Regions from separate parts of the Mus musculus genome. Here regions 2 and 3 are each linked to region 1. The links are chromatin loops, found by intact Hi-C in ENCODE. Cell type or tissue: heart. All regions are shown on one strand.

Evidence for each region. A loop is a pair of places that touch in the nucleus more often than their neighbours do. Peaks named below come from ENCODE experiments on the same cell type or tissue, not always from the same donor. Only the 100,000 strongest peaks of a DNase experiment are listed, where the experiment ranks them.
Region 2: it touches region 1 in a loop (2.4-fold over the local background); 12 of 42 quality-filtered maps call a loop at or near these places.
Region 3: it touches region 1 in a loop (2.4-fold over the local background); 4 of 42 quality-filtered maps call a loop at or near these places.

The regions. Positions count from the first base shown.
Region 1 is chr9:14,499,050-14,501,549 of GRCm38, reverse strand. Kdm4d (lysine (K)-specific demethylase 4D) reads left to right here and starts at 1,068. Exons shown (of 2, transcript NM_173433.2): 1 at 1,068-1,442. It overlaps Cwc15 (CWC15 spliceosome-associated protein), which reads right to left and starts at 931. Exons shown (of 7, transcript NM_023153.3): 1 at 769-931. In heart, no CTCF peak of the experiment used is centred here; a DNase peak (open chromatin) is centred at 979; H3K4me3 peaks cover 2,188 bases; H3K27ac peaks cover 1,242 bases.
Region 2 is chr9:14,379,680-14,382,179 of GRCm38, reverse strand. Endod1 (endonuclease domain containing 1) reads left to right here and starts at 938. Exons shown (of 2, transcript NM_028013.3): 1 at 938-1,509. The coding sequence starts at 1,210. In heart, a CTCF peak has its summit at 1,137; DNase peaks (open chromatin) are centred at 299, 1,079 and 1,649; H3K4me3 peaks cover 2,444 bases; H3K27ac peaks cover 1,862 bases.
Region 3 is chr9:14,356,183-14,358,682 of GRCm38, reverse strand. Endod1 (endonuclease domain containing 1) reads left to right here. Exons shown (of 2, transcript NM_028013.3): 2 at 796-2,500. The coding sequence ends at 2,001. Among named protein-coding and RNA genes, the nearest start is that of Gm34156, 12 kb to the left of the region's middle. In heart, a CTCF peak has its summit at 1,480 (motif pointing right); no DNase peak of the experiment used is centred here.

The DNA.
Region 1 (2,500 bases):
CACTAGCACTAGCTTCTCTGAGATTTTATTTTATTCTTTTTTAAAAAAAATTTATTCTTTTTTTTTTTTTTTTTTAATTATAGGATCTCACAATGTAACTGTCCGGCCAAGATTTGCTGTTCTACCAGAAACCTCACACTACAGCAAAGAACCCAATAAAAAACAAATTTCTTTTAAAGTCACAGTCAAACTTATTATGTTAAAATTTGTTTAAAGTCCCCAGTGACATTTACATGGGCAACCATTACCCCAGAATCTTGTTGACTCAATTTTCTTCTAAAGCAGTTACCACAACATTTATCAAGGCTGTAACTTCCGCGATGCTCAGAAAATCGGAACTCCACCCAACCAAGTATCAAGAACCCATCCTGAACTGGGTATGATGGGGGTACTCCTGTGATTCCAGAGCTTGGGAGGTGAAAGCAAAAGAATCGGGAGTTCGAAGCTAGCCTAGGCTACAAGAGAACCTTTGCCATTTTTAGCTGTCAAATAAGAATTGCAGCCTAACTGCAGGGCTACTAAATCTCCGTTAGCTTAAGCAGCTGCTCACACAGATCGTGTGTGAAGTGGGAGTTTCTCCCCATCCCACCCTCCTTTGCTTTTCTCAGTGTCTGAGGCGCTGCACCGGTGACCGCCCCGGGCTCGGCTTCAGCTCCGGACCACCATCCCTGCACCGCGGCCTGTACGATCGTCACGGGCTGCGGCGGCGACTCGGCTCCCCGGTGCCACCCACACAAGAACCACAAACCACCATGCCCGGCTGCTCACTCTGGCGGGGGTCCTACGCAGCACCTTCCGAAACTCACTCATGAACCAATGCGACCCTTAGCTCCCAGAAATCTCGGCGCCGGGGGCGCCAGGCCCAAGACCGGAAACAAAATGCAGAGCTTCCAGTTTTTACACCAGGGGCTCGGTTGAGACCCGGAAGCAAAACCTTCGCACTTCCAATGGCTGTGGAGAAGATGCGAACTCCACACCCGGAAGCAATTCCGGAGTTGTGTGTGTGTTTTTTTTTTTTTTTTTTTTAAACCGTCTCTCACAGGCTGACGCAGTGACCAATCAGCAAAGACACGGGAAAAAGATGGAATGACGTTGCCTAGGGGCGGAGCCAAGGCAGCTTAGGGGGCGGGCGTTTGAAACCGGTGCTTCATAGTCGACCCCAAATATCATCTTTTTTCCTTTGCGAACCAATTACTTAATCTCTCTTGCGTCTTTTCCTTTCCCGACCCCCTCCCAGACTCGTTCGCTGCGGTTCTGCGAGGACGGAGGCGCCAGGAGCCGGTCCGCGTCTCGCAAGAGAGATGTGAGGAGAGCTTGCCAACTGACCGACCCAACGGCTCCTGCTCCTCAGTAGACCCCGCAGCCTAGGGACTAGAGTTGTCACTTAAGTGGATATGAAGAAGGCGCAAATAAGTACGGGGGCAGCCACGAGCTTTCCAAAGGTACCATTCCTGCGAAACCACTAGCCTTGAAGGCAAGGGTTATAGTCGCATTGCTTGTTAAGATATATAAATATATAGATATATAGCTATATGCATTAAGCGTTGTAGCGTGAGGGGAGATGCTTGTGAGCGTTTACGATAGTGACAATTTATGGAGCAGTGGGCCTAACTGCCAGGAGGAGCACGAGATGGGATTAAGATGGCTTCGCCAACGTTGTCTTGTGCCCCATCATTGAGATCTTGGGGACGGCCGATGCTCGGTAAAGAGGATTCTGTTCTCCAGTTTATCTCAAGTGGAAGGGTCTCCTAAAATTGAACATTTCCGTTCTTTTCTGTCCTTCCTTTGGAACTTTTAAATGAAGAAAGAGAATTAGAAAAGAACCCACTCCCTCCCGAATGTGCCCGCTCCCCAAGTAGAAGGTGAAAGCTTCATATTTTTGCCCTGAGCCTCACACAAAGGACACCGCTTTCACATTAGTGACTCAAACCCAAAGATGGAGACCCTCTTCCTTCCCTCGTCACATCCTGTTCACCTGCCACTCTTGTCCAGTATTGTGAAAATTACCCTGAAGTTCCTTTGCTTGTCACCACACTCCTTCAGGCCACTGTCATTTCCTCTTGATTTGTAATTGCTTTCATAGGGACTTTCCTAGTTTTGCACAAACAGAGTGATTTTTTCAGATTACCAGGTAGTGGTTTTGACACTTAGGATAAAACAGCCTCTTGCTTTTACTTACACAGTCTGCCTCCTGCCTGCCTTTAGTCACAGGCACACCACACTCAAGATACACTCAACTGGACATTTCTGTTTCTTTCAACAAGGCAGGATTCCATTGTTTCATTTGAGTTTTGAGCCAAGCTCTTACAGTGCAGCCCAGGCTGGCTTTCAACTTAAGTTCAGGCATGCATTCATCTGTTTTTAAAGACTTGGGACTGTGTTCTTCACCTCTGCCTCCAAGACACCTGTAACTCGGTTCTTCAGGGCATAGCTTAGTGCTGCTTCCTCTGTGAGGTTTCCCCTGACATCTCTACTGGTCCCCACTTCCTCCCTTGCAAAA
Region 2 (2,500 bases), 120 kb after region 1:
AACGGTCTTGATTTGTAGTCCAGGCTGGTCTTAACCTCTGTCCCGGAATTACGAGCCTAAGTCGCCCTTCTCAGTTCCCTAACCTAATGTATACTGTTGCTCCAGACCTCAGTTTTATTTTTAAACTAAATTAATTACTTCAGTTTGAGTCAGGGTCCAAGAAGCCCATTCTGCCTTTGAACTCCTGGTCCCTGTGCACACCACCACAGCTAGTTATTTACTGGGAGTGGGAACCGGGGCTGGGCTTCTTAATCCTAGTCAATCACTCTGCTCACATCCCAGCCAGATTCCTCTGCTCTTTATTCCACCAGCCTGTCTCAAGTCCCTCCCACATTCTTTTCCCCTCTGGGAAAGTCCAGCTTGGGGCTGCCTTCCTCAGGGTGTCAGTTCAGATATCATCTTTTCAGGCCAACTTCCTTCACTGTATCCTAAAACCCTGTAGGAGTCACGCAGTGGATTAACACTGGGTTTTCAGTGATTCCGTAAACAGCATGTTTTGTTTGTTTGTTTGTTTGTTTGCTTGTTTTTTAATTAATACTAGGCTCACCAAACAGAGATCCTGCTCTTGTCGGTTATCACTCTACTAATTCAAGGTGGGGGTGTGCAGAGGCATGTGAGCAGTGGGATGAATACAGGGTGTTGGCTGTCTTGTTCCCTTCTGAGTTTCGGTTTGATATCTAATGCTCATACCAAGTAAACCACGGCCGGGCTGTGCTGTCTGCCTAAGAACTTCCTTTATCAGTATTTATTTATTTATTTATTTATTTATTTATTTATTTATTTATTTATTTATTTATTTATTTAGCAGGGTCTTACGGATCCCCCTGCCTCTACCAAAAACCCGGCTTTAACAGGGTTTCTTAACTGGGGTCTGATGCGGAAGGGTAGGCACCGTCTCCTCTGTGGACATCTCCCCATCCCGGAGGAACCTGGTGCACGCAAGGTCCGACTTCTCAGCGCCAGCCCTGGGGACAGCCCCTTGGGCTAAGCCAGTCCAGCGCGGAGGGGGAGCTCTGGCACACAGCAGCGCCGCGGCAGGTGTCCGGTCTCCAGGGGTGGGTGCAGCCGCAGAAAGCCGCGGCTGAGCACTGCAGCCATCTTCGGGGTGGAGGCGGAGAAGGGGCGCGGCCTTGGCCCAGAGCCGCCCCGCCAGAGAGGCTCACCGCGGACTTCCCTGCTCTAGCGGCGCCCGGCCGCGCAGAGGCCGCCATGGGCTGTGCGCGCTGGCTGGCGCTGGGCGGCCTCCTGGCCCTGGCAGGGCTGTTGCAGGCCCGGCTGCTGCTCCCGCAGCAAGCGGGCTTCGGCGAATGCGACCGTTTCTTCTACAAGGGGACCCCACCCGCCGGGCTGGCGACCGAAGCGCACGTGAGGATCTGTCAACGCTTCGCGGGCTCCGAGCGCTTCGCCACTCTGTACAGTCCTGGCCACCGCATCCCCGTGTTCTCCGCGTTTCGCGCTGCGCGCCCGGCGTCCCGCAGTGCCGAGCAGCGCGGGCTGCTGGAGCCGCAGGTAAGCAGGACTCGGGAGAACCGGGATCTGAAGTTCAGATCTACCCCCCAGCGTCTCCCCATCCCCAAACTGCAGCCTGCCTTGCCTGGGTGGGAGTCTCCACTTAAGCCGCAGGGGCGGGAGGTTCCCCGAGGAGATGGCCCTCCCTCCTCTTGGGCTCAGACGTCTGCAGTGTCTGGTTGGTTTCCTGGGTAGTAGAGAACATGAACTGGGAGACAGCCCTTGGTGGCCAAGACCGGGCAGATCCGCGGGAAGCACAAGCTTCCCAGGCCCGCCCACATCCCCTCAGCAACATTTGGGCGGTGGGCAAGTTCACCCCACTTTACAGGAAGCAGCTCCAGACAAGGAGGGGTGAAGGAGCTTGCAGAAGACCACCCAGCTGGTGAGATGAGTGAGCTGGTCTTGAGGCTAGAAAATCACTGCCCTTTCTGCTAGGGGAAAGCTTCTGACAGTGCAAGGACTTTGGGAAGCTCAGTGGGGGTAGTACCCACGCAGAAAGGACAAACCAGTTTTTCCTGAATCTTCGTATCTGTAGATTATCAGACCATTGCAATCAAGTGACCTTTCACAGTGTTGGGTCTGTCTGGCGGCAGGGATCAAACACCGAGAAAGCCTTCCATGGGCCATACAGAAACTGCTGACTGGCTCTCCTCTGCCAGGTCTCCGCAGTAAGACACCCTGTCCTGCCTCTCTGACTTCTCCCCAGCCTTCCAGCCCTGTGTGTCCCAGAGCCCTTGGTTCCTGCCGGCCACCAATACAAAGCTTCTGGCTTTCAGGTGTCTCCACCTGAAAGTATGGATTGTACCTTGGTCATATTTCCAGCTACCATTGGCCAGGCAGGTTTCAGGCAGTCTGCACCAATATTACCTTCTCACATCCTCCTGTGTCCAGCGTCCTGCTGTAAGGATCTCTGAGCTCAGGCCAGTAGAAAGAGTTCTTAGCTTGTGCATATAGGGAAGATATGTGCCGATCTAAACTTACTTTCCCTCAG
Region 3 (2,500 bases), 140 kb after region 1:
CCAGGGCAAGGGAGATAGAGACAGGCAAATTCCTGAGGCTTGATGGCCAGTCAGCCTGGTTAGTGAACCCCAGGTGAATGAGAAACTCCGTCTCAATAAACAAGGTTGGCACGATGGAAGGGTGGCTCTTCCAGAGGACCCACACTCTGTTTCCAGCACCATCACCAGCAGTGTCTGGCCTCCTGTAAACACAGTTGCAGGGGATATGATGGTGATCTCTTTTGGCTTTTGTGTGCATCTGTACACACTGCATATAACTCCTCAGAAATACATAGCATAACATGAAACTTTTTGTTTAAGTTTAAAACAAACAAACGAACAAACAAACAAATCCAAGGCCTAGAAGAGGAACAACAAAACCATTTTTTTTTAAAAAAAGAAACCTAATTTGTTGTAAGTTAATTTTTTTAAATTAAGGTGGATTTTTGCTCTTGAGGAATGGCACTCAAGGTTATCCTCTGATATCACATGCATGTGCTTGTATGCACATACACCCTACATGTACCTGCATGTATATACATACATTGAGAAGAGTCATCAGGACTGTAAAAGGTGGGGCAGGCATAGAACATGAAGCAGGATGCATCCTATTTGAGGACTTTAAATACCAGCATTGAGGGATACTAGAATGGTGTGTGTGCACGTGCACGCATAGGTCTAAGAAACATGTCTTGAGAACCCAAGGGTAAGATGTGATGGAAGGGTAGGATGCCCCTGGAGCTTTGGCGGTGGTTCAGGTGACTCTCCCACCTCTGTGAGCAGGGCCTAATCTCAGCGCTGCCTTCTTTCTTTCAGATTGATGACCCTGACAGCAACCTCGAGGAGGTCATTGACGAGGCCAACGCTCTCACCTCAGTGGACAATCTGGGAAGCAAGCAAGCCTTGAATGCAGACTACATTGACTCTGACTATGAAATCGGACAGCTGTACCCATTTCCTCTTAACAGTGACCTCCAGATGGCCACATTCCCGCTCACAAATTCAGTTCCAATGACCCAGTCTTTCCGGGAACGATGGCACATGAATCTCAACAGCCTCATGGACCGAGCCTTGATCCCACACTGCAGTGAAGGCAAAGACCTGTATATCCTCACGGGGGCTGTTCCCTCAGAGCACAGAGTTAAGGGCAAAGTGACTATCCCTGAATTCGTCTGGCTGGCAGCTTGCTGTGCAGTCCCTGGAGAAGGCTGGGCCATGGGCTTCATCAAGCACACCCAGGACATTGATGTCATAGAAGATGTGATGCTGAGAGACCTTGAGAAGCTGCTTCCTCATAAGCCTCAACTGTTCCAGGACAACTGTGGTGAGATGGAGCAAGATACAGAGAAGATGAAGAAGATTCTGGAAGTGGTCAACCAAGTCCAAGATGAGGAGCGGTCTCTGCAGTCTCAAGAGAGAATGAGTCCCCTCGCCAGCACCCAAAGCCAGAGGTCTGCCCTGCTGTCCCCAGAAGCACCACCAGAGGGAGGGAGCAGTTTTCTGGGACAAGTCCTGGGTTTCCTTGCTACCCCATTCATTAAGCTTTTCCAGTTAATTTATTACCTTGTTACAGCGGTCTTAAGGAATATAGTCCATCTCCTTTGGTTGGTTGCCAAGCAGGCAATAAACACTGTTGAGAGTTGCCTATACCATCTAGGCGAAGCCACTGTCTCATACCTCGTGGCCATTGGACAAGAGCTGGTGAGCATTCCCTGGAAAGTGCTCAAGGTTGTGGCCAAAGTCATCCGGGCCTTCCTCCGGATCCTCTGCTGTCTGCTGAAGGCTGTCTGCCGAGCTCTGAGCATCCCTCTCCGAGTCCTTGTGGATGTAGCCACTTTCCCTGTGTATACTGTGGGGGCCATTCCCATTGTGTGCAAGGACATTGCTGTGGGCCTGGGTGGCACCCTCTCACTCCTCTTTGACACTGCTTTTGGCACCGTAGGTGGCTTGTTTCAGATTGTTTTTAGTGTCTTCAAGCGGATTGGCTACAAGGTTACTTTAGACAATTCCGGGGAGTTCTAGAACTTAAAAACCTAGTAATGTCCATTGTGGTGAATTTTGATTTTCTCTTTTAAACAGCAGGTTTCTGTTCCTTGTCAGCTACTGTGTTATGTTTACCCAGCAGGTGTGTATTTTTCTGCAAAAGAGTATGGCACGCTTTAAATTTGATCTAAAAGAAATGTTCAGGGCAGGCTCAATGCCGTGCTCCATGTGCGTCTGCAACTATACAGGTGTGCTTCCCTGCGTCTGCTAACTTTAGGACTGCGCTCCGACTCAGAGGGAAACACCTGGCATGACCCAGGCTTCTTATGAAAATTATAAATAAGGAAGAAGAGGATGACATTAAATGCTGAAAGAAACGGTATCTCGTGTCTCCCAATACTCTTGGAGAGTTAAGGCAAACTAGGTCTGAGTATTGTTGTCCGGTCTCAGCGTCTCCTTTTCTTCCTCTCCTACTCTAGCAGTGAGCCGGTGACTGCTCTGCTGAAATTTCTCCCTCTCGGTGGTAGCATCTGCTGGG